Regions from separate parts of the Homo sapiens genome. Here region 2 is linked to region 1. Evidence: chromatin contacts called from ENCODE Hi-C or POLR2A ChIA-PET data. All regions are on one chromosome and are shown on one strand. The core of a region is the stretch at or near the end of the contact, and the rest is flanking DNA. Distances in the headings are between cores, read along the strand shown. Region 1 holds the start of AATBC (apoptosis associated transcript in bladder cancer). Region 2 overlaps AGPAT3 (1-acylglycerol-3-phosphate O-acyltransferase 3).

Region 1 (4,130 bases), core at 1-2,500:
GGCCAGAGGTCGGGAGGGGACAGAGGGAGCCACATAGGAGCCTCTACCAGCCCCTTTCTTACCACGGGGTGGGGGCGCTTCCCTCCCACAGGGTCTCAGGCTTGTGGGCTCCCCCCAGCTGCCCAGGCCCCAGAGGGCACTTCTGACCCTTCTCTTTGGGGTCTGCCCTGGGGGGCTCCAGGCCACTTGCTCCACCCCATCCCTCTTCTGGAGCCTCCCAGCACCTCAGTTCCGACTGTGGGGAAAACAGAACCCTAGGAAGCAACCTCACGGCTGTGGGCAGGGGAGGGCGGCCGGGAGCCCCAGCTGCCCCACAGGGACATTGAGTGAAGGCAGAGCCTGGGAGGGAAGTCAGATCCGTGCATGGGTCCCTTCCTGTTGGTGTTGGCGTCCCTGAGTGAGCAGCCATCCGCCGCCCCCTGGAAAGAGACCTGGAGAAGCAGCTTCAAGCTTTGGAGCCCAGCCCAGCTGCTAGCAGCCCCTGGGTCACAGTGCGAAGGGGGAAGGCAGGGGCTTGAGGAAGAAAGTGAGAGGATTGTGCCTGGGGGCCCCTGGAGGGCCAGTCTGGAGGCGCGTTGGGGTGAGGCGGTGCTGGCTGTGCCCGTCTGAGATGGGCAGAGGGAAGGCGCCCAGGGCTGAGCCCAGGGTCCCCAGGCCAGTCCCTCACTGCTCTGGGGTTCAGTTTCCTCACCTGCACAAAGGGCGGGTCCCGTGCTCTCCGGAGGCCACACGGGGTCTCCCTGAGGCACTGAGTCTGGCTTGTTTCTGGAAACTGAGGCACAGGAGGACGTTGATAACCGGCCTTCCTCTGTTCTCTTTCCCAGGGGTGCAGCTCGTCCGTCCCATGGTTTCAGATTTGCCCGGTGTGTTGCAACCACCACCTGGCACTCAGCTTGCCCGGTGCCGCCTGGCCCCGCAGCCTTTCCCAGGCCTTGCAAGGGTGGCACAGATGGGGAAACTCCATCTGCAGGGGCGTCACCCCCGAGGGATGTGTCCTCCACACTCCCTTGATGGTCACGTGGGTCCCGGGAGGGCGCGTGTGACTCTTCCCAGGATTGCAGCGTTGGGGCGTTGTGCCAGCCTGGCCCCGTGGGTGCGGAGTGCCGTGGACCCCTCGGCCCTCCTGACCTTGTTTCCCTTTGATGTAGAAGTCTGCATGGCATGAATTCCAGTGACAATGGGCCGGGCCAGGCTCCCTGTGCCCCTGGTACCGCTGCCCAGGGCCGGTCTCTGCAGTCACCCTCCTTCCTTCCTGGTGGCTCCTCCCTCCCTCCTTTGTTCTTCTTTCTTTTCCTGCCTAAATGTTTATCGAGTCCCTCCTGCATTAAGTACCCGTGCTGTGCAACAAATTACCTTGAACTTGGTGACTTCACCACCACTGCATGTCAGCGCCCAGCCGTAGACGAGGGTTTGGGAGGCATGGCTGGGCCTGCCCAGGGCTCCCTGGCTGAAGTGGGTGCTGAAGCTGCCAGGCACTGGAGGCTGGGCCTCTCGCACACTCCCTGGCTGTTGGGAGGGTGCATTCTTCTTTCTTCCTTGTCTTCTAGAGGATGCACTCTTGGCTGTAGGCCTCCCGTTTCTCTCACGGGCTATTCCTGGGGTTCCCTCAGATCCTGGAGGTGCCCACAGCCCCCTTCCCCGAGGCTCCCCCCCCCACACACTTTGCTTCTTCAGTGCCAGCAGGAGAAATTCTCCCTCATCAGCTTCCTCAGAGAAGGGCTCACCTGGTCAGGTCAGGCCCCGCACTCGGGCAGGCACAGCAGGGCGCACCCCATGACGCACCCAGAACCCGCCCCCACAGCCCCGGAGTCCTGGCCGCTGTCCCCAGCCCTACGCCCCTCTCAGAGCTTGAGCCAGGGGCAGCGCAATGGGCAGCTCCTTCCCTCTCCTGTCCCTGGAAAACTGCTCTGGGTGATTTGGCGGAGAGTGAGAGGATTCGAAAACGCTGGTACGTGGCAGGGGCTGGCAGATTCCAAAAGTGGCCCCAGACTCCCTGGACACCCAGACCATCCACCTGGTGCCACAGTACCTGATTCCCATGGCCAGGGCATTGGGGAGCCAGGCAGGGGCAGGGGAGGGGCGTTCCAGGTCCTCCCTCCTTGCCTTGACCTACATCCCAGGTGACCCAGCGAGGCCCAGGCCCCCGCCCAGTCTGCCCCGCCTCACAGTCAGGCTTCATCCTCATCCCCAGCAGCCCCTGGGCCCCCCATGTCACCCTCAGGGCACTTGAGGGCAGGGTCAGGCCAGACCAAGTGTGGGGCCTGGCCAGGAGCAGGTGGTGCCGGGGAATGAGTATAGGGCTTATGGTGCCGTGGCCTGTCTGCTGCCTGGTCTGTCCTAAGGCCAGTGGCCCTGTCCCTAGGCTGTGGGGCACAGGTCCCATTCCCCGGGGGAGTGAAGGGCTCAGGCAGCAGGCAGCCCCGTCCCCTCCCCTAGGGTGTGCCTGGGTGACTCCTGGGCTGGCCGACTGGGAGCTAGCCTGAGTGTAGGTTTTGAGTCTGAGCACCAGGTCCTCACCCTGCCCCTGGCACCCCTTGGGCACCTCCTGGCACCCTGTCTGCTTTGTGCCACTTGCCCTGGGGTCTGTCCCTCCCTTGGACAGACAACAGTGTCCTACTTTTTTTTTTTTTTTTTGAGAGAGAGAGTCTCGCTCTGTCGCCCAGGCTGGAGTGCAATGGCATGATCTCGGCTCACTGCAACCTCCACCTCCTGGGTTCAAGCGATTCTCCTGCCTCAGCCTCCTGAGTAGCTGGGATTACAGGCACACGCCACCATGCCCAGCTAATTTTTATATTTTTAGTAGAGACGGTTTCACCACGTTGGCCAGGCTGGTCTCCAACTCCTGACCTCATGATCTGCCCGCCTTGGCCTCCCAAAGTGCTGGGACTACAGGCGTGAGCCACTGCGCCCGACCCATAATGTCCTACTCTTGCCTGAAGGCTCTGAGCCGTTCGGGTCTCCTGGACACGGAGAAGCCACAGCCCAGTGCCACCTGTCCTTTTCTCTCCGCTGCTCACAGGGGCCGAGGTCTGCACACCCATGGCTGCCCCAGGCTGCCCGCCAGGAGCTGCCTTTTCCCTGGCCAGGCTGTTTCTCAGCCCTGCGGTTCCCAAGGAAACGGGCTTCCAGGCAAGCCCGGGTGGAGTTCACTTTTCTCCCAATTGGAATTCGGCTGAATTGAATCCAGCCTCTGCTCCCCTCACCTCCGCATCCTGAATTTCTGCTCCCAGCTCCCTCGGCCTGGGTCAGGTTGGGTGGGTGGTGACACCGTATTCTGGCCCTTGGGGTTTAGGTCAGAGGTGCTGGGGCCTGTGTGGGGTGATCATGGCACTCTGCGGAGAGGGAGGGAGCCAGGCCAGGAGGTCGGCTTGGCTGGAGACAGCCTGGTCCCACTGGGAGCCCTGGAGCACCTGGAGTTGGGCTGGCTGGGGCAGGAAGGTTGTCTTTTGGGCACCCCTCCAACCCGTCAATCAGCCGTGGGCTGCCCTTCCATTGAGATGTGGGGAAAACCTTGATGAGGTTTGTTCAAGGTGAATGTTCGTGAGGTGTGAGCCACTGCGCCTGGCACATGATGTCCTACTCCTGCCTCTCGCCTCAGGCAAGGGTCCGCAACAGCCGGGCTCAGCCTCTGTTTTGGAGGGAGGAAGGAAGGAAGCAGGAAGACTACCTGAAGCCCCCAGTAAGTGCAGTGGAGAAGATAGAGCAAGGTGAAGGGTTGGCCGTGTGGAGGGCGAGTGTGCGGTCAGGGGAGGGCTTCTTTGGGCAAATATTTGACAGAGGCAAAGCCGGGAGCCAAGTGGATATTTGGGGCAGAGTGGGGTTGGCGGCAGGAGTAGCCAGTGCCAAGGCCCTGCAGGGGTGCACGGGTGTGTAGACCGGTGAGAGGGCGTGGCAGCAGGGGAAAGGGGGGTGGGCGGGGGGGAGGGGGGGCGACCGGTGAGAGGGCGTGGCTGCAGGGGAAAGGTGGGTGGGCGGGGCGGGAGGCGACCGGTGAGAGGGCGTGGCTGCAGGGGAAAGGTGGGTGGGCGGGGCGGGAGGCGGCCGGTGAGGGGGCGTGGCTGCAGGGGAAAGGGGGGTGGGCGGGGCAGGGGGGCGGCGGGGAGAACAAGTGGCCCCATCCTTTGAGGCCG
Region 2 (3,854 bases), core at 1,295-3,794, 68 kb after region 1:
TCCTCCATCTCCCACACCCCCTTCCCCATCTATGGCTCCTTGACCCTCACGATTCCCCTTGCCCGCCTCCTGCCCCACCACCAGCCTCGCTTTCGACTGAGACTGCCCGTGGTCTTGCGTGGGGTCGCTCCAGCTCAGATCCCATCACACTTGTTCCCCACAGAACAAGAGGCAGCCTTTCAGTGGCCCTGCGCTTTCCCCGCCACTGCTTGCTCAGCCCCCACCCGTGATGACGCCTGCTGATGTCAGTGTCCCCCGACCTCACGCTCTGCACCCCCACACCCGGTCTTCAAGCTGCCCCACTGGCCACACTCTGCCTTGGACTTTAGCCTGCCTGGAACACACTTTCTCCTTTTGCCTGGTGACTTCGACCTGGATGTCACTTTGCCGAGGTGGCCTGCTCCTATCCTGAGTGTGAGTTAGATACACACACACACTTAATGCACAACGGAGTCACGTCGTGGCTCTGTCTCTGCGGCCTGCCCGCTTCAGTTCACATTGCACTGCTGACCTTCCCATTTGCCCCCTCGAGGGAGGGCTGCACTGGGCTCCGCTGTGTGGACACAGCCAGCTGTGGCCAGCCCTGTCAATGGACACTGATGCCGCTCCGTTTTCCCAGTTATAAATATGATGGGCATCCTTGTACAGTTCTTCTCTAGTCAATGTCTTGAAGGTAAAGTCTACAGGTGGATTGCTGAGTAAAGGGTCTTGCCATTTCAAAGACGTTAGACACGTTGTTGCTGATTTACCCTCTGCAAAGATCACGTCTGTTTCTACTCACACCAGTAGTATTTGAAAGAATGACACTGTTGTAGATGTTTAATAGTTTTTTATTTCCATTTGTCTTTTTTTTTTTTTTTGGACACAGAGTTTTACTCTGTTGCCCAGACGGGAGTGCAGTGGTGCAATCTCGATCTTGGCTCATTGCAACCTCCACCTCCCGGGTTCAAGCGATTCTTGTGCCTCAGCTTCTGGAGTAGCTGGGATTGAAGTTGCACGCCACCACACCTAGCTAATTTTTGTAATTTTTGTAGAGATGAGGTTTCACCATATTGGCCAGGCTGGTCTCAAACTCCTTGCCTCAAGCAACCTGCCCACCTCGGGTCCTAAAGTGCTAGGATTACAGGTGTGAGCCACCACGCTTGGCTTGTCTTCTAGTTTTGAAATTCAACATGCCACTGGCTGCAGTGTCTCATGCCTGTAATCCCAGCACTTTGGGAGGCTGAGGCAGGCTGATCACTCGAGGTCAGGAGTTCGAGACCAGCCTGACCAACATAGCAAAACCCTGTCTCTACTAAAAATACAAAAACTAGCTGGGTGTGGCAGTGCGTGCCTGTAATCCCAGCTTCTCAGAAGGCTGAGACATGAAAATTGCCTGAACCCAGGAGGTGGAGGTTGCAGTGCGCTGAGATTGTGCCACTGCACTCCAGCCTACAACAGAGTGAGACTCTATCTCAAAAAAAAAAAAAAAAAAAAAAAAAATCCAACATGCTAAGACTGAGTAAAGCTTCATCTCCTGTGAATACCGTATAAAGCACAATTGATGCTGTACAGTATTTTATTTCAGCTGTGAAAAGGGACCGCGGGTGTCTGGCTGTGCTGGAGGAGGAGTCTGGTCTTTCTCGGTGGGAAGTGCTGGGTGGCCGTGGGCTTGGAGGCTGGGTCGTGGGGGTGTGGCCCAGGCAAGTTTCCTTCTCTGCTCTCGGCTGTGCACCTGTCTCCTTGTCTGTTCTCCTTCAGCAGTTTGTGAGGCTGCACATGTGAAAATGCCTTGTCAATGGCACAGTGGCACGTGGACCTGCTGCGCTGTGTGCGTGTCAGGGCGGCCATGTTGTGTGTGGCTGTCTGCACTCTGAGTCCTGGCTGGGCCGCCCGGGGATGATGGCACTTAGGGAAGAGTGACTGCAATCAATGAGCACCACGTTGAAAAGCAGAGCAATCTAGAAGCGACAGCCTGAGCTCTGCGCCTTTGTCCTGAGCTGGCCTTAGGACCTCTGGGCACCTGGTACTCTTGCTTCCCGTGAGCTCCCGTGTCCCCGCATCCTGGCATGTGGGCCTCTCCCTATGCTCCTGGGGTGGAACTGAGAAGACGTGGGTTCTGCCCGTCTCTGTTACTGTTTATTCTTGAAGAACAGGGCAGCATGACTCCGGGGCGGAGGACGCAGCCCTGCATCCCTTGCGTCCCCAGGCATCTTAGGAGCACTGTGGAAACTCAGGGTGTGGACTTGAGCTTCGACATCAGTTGGCACTGGCCTTTTGCACCCATGAAATTGATGTTTGTCTGTGGCCTCCCAGGCTGGTGCTGTGTTCCTGGACCAGCGTCCGATTTCCCTGCTGCTGAATCACTTCATGGCTCAGCACAGCTGAGGGCAGCAACTGTTGTCCCCTAGAGCCCGAGATCTGGGAGCGGCAGGGGCAGCCACTGTTCCTGTGGAACACACTGGAGAGGCATCTGCAGGGGCGGGGTGGGGCTCCTGGTCAGCCTGTTCTTGTCTTGTTCTGGTGCCACTTCCTCAGGTATGCGAGGGCTGCCTTTGTAAGTCACTGGCAGGAAGATGGGAAAGGTGCTCTGCAGGTCTCTACTGCCAGGAGCTCAGCTTTGATCTTGAGTGCTGGTGGCTGTCCAGCTTTACTGGCAGGGATTCTGATGACTCAGAGACAGTAGCTACCCTTTTCCCAGTGGTATTGCCACTGAGTGTGGGATGGGTCACAGCTATGTCTGTGGCCTTTTGCAAATCAACTTCAAAATTTGCAGTCACATTTATGGTAGGACAGATTCATTTCACAATGATTTTGCCAATTACCCTTGTTATTTCCACTCACATATATCTCCCCAAAGTGGAAACAAGGACACGTCTAGAGACAGGCGCTGGACGTCTCCTGCTCACTGGCATTAAGTGGGCAGGCGGCTTATTGCTGAGTGATGGTCCCTGGACATTTCCAGTCGACTGTGTTTGACATGGTGGTGAATTGGACACGTGACAGGTGGCAATATGTTAACTGTTCGTAGCAAGGAAGATTTGTTTTCAGGCTGGTGGTTTGATTACAAGTTGGTCATTCTTAATGCCAGGGAGGGGGAAGAGAGAGAAAATGAGAGAGAATGAATGAGAACAAATGTAAGAACTTTTTTTGGAAAAAAAGAAAATTGAGAAGAAAGTGATAGTAATTACTAATTGTTTTTACTTTGTCACTTATTATGTATTTATTTCCAGAAAGGGATCAGTTTTTTCTTCCTTCCAAGTTTTGTGGAAGAAAAAGAAAACTGAAAGTATTTAATAACTGTGTCATAATTTTTATTTTGTGCCTTGTGATTACATTGTATTTTGGGGAGTGGGTCAATTTTTTCTTAAATTAAGAAATGCTTTATATGAAAACACATACATAAAGTATTGAACCCCTGCACCTGCCTCAAGTGGAGAAATTAACCACTATAAATACTTTAGAAGGCAAAGGGTTGGTGAAGCTGAAAACTGCTAAAATTCTTAACATGCAGACAGAAAAGGGAGGTGGGAAGGATGTCGCCCTCAGAGAACGTGTCATACCTCAGCCTGTGCTGTCTGGGGCAGACGGCATGAGCCATGCAGCCCACAGAGGCATGCTGGAAACATGGCTGGTGGGAACTGAGATGTGTTTGTGGTGTGAAATGCACGCCGATCTCAGAGGCTTGATATGAAAGAGAATGTAAGTGATCTCATTCATATTCTTCTATATTGGTTACACGTAGAAATGATAATATTTTGGATATACTGGGTTAAATAAAATGTATTATTAATTTTTTTTTTTAGATGGAGTTTTGCTCTGTCGCCCAGGCTGGAGTGCAATGGCACAGTCTTGGCCCACTGCAACCTCTGCCT

What was found. Hi-C counts contacts between places; a loop is a spot of excess contacts on that map. ChIA-PET counts read pairs that join two places held with the same protein, here RNA polymerase II (POLR2A). Pooled maps may share reads with other maps.
Region 2: a map of right lobe of liver shows a loop between it and region 1 (2.1-fold over the local background). The contact joins the enhancer-like site here to the promoter of AATBC in region 1. A Hi-C loop is called at or near these places in 6 of 168 maps with a recorded cell type or tissue (K562, esophagus squamous epithelium, heart left ventricle and 3 more), 3 of 37 single-sample maps with no recorded cell type and 11 of 50 pooled maps. POLR2A ChIA-PET finds 5 or more read pairs at or near these places in 11 of 52 experiments (CD8-positive, alpha-beta T cell, HEK293, K562 and 8 more).

The regions. Positions count from the first base shown.
Region 1 is chr21:43,811,317-43,815,446 of GRCh38, forward strand. AATBC (apoptosis associated transcript in bladder cancer) reads right to left here and starts at 1,251. Exons shown (of 2, transcript NR_026961.1): 1 at 1-1,251. It overlaps LOC124905033 (a long non-coding RNA gene), which reads left to right and starts at 1,356. Exons shown (of 2, transcript XR_007067897.1): 1 at 1,356-3,679.
Region 2 is chr21:43,877,892-43,881,745 of GRCh38, forward strand. The region is part of intron 1 of AGPAT3 (1-acylglycerol-3-phosphate O-acyltransferase 3); the gene reads left to right. Among named protein-coding and RNA genes, the nearest start is that of AGPAT3, 15 kb to the left of the region's middle. RefSeq lists a silencer at 2,005-2,189. Within about 2 kb of position 2,545, at least 13 of the 41 ENCODE cell types and tissues checked have a DNase peak (open chromatin) inside an H3K27ac peak, as active enhancers do.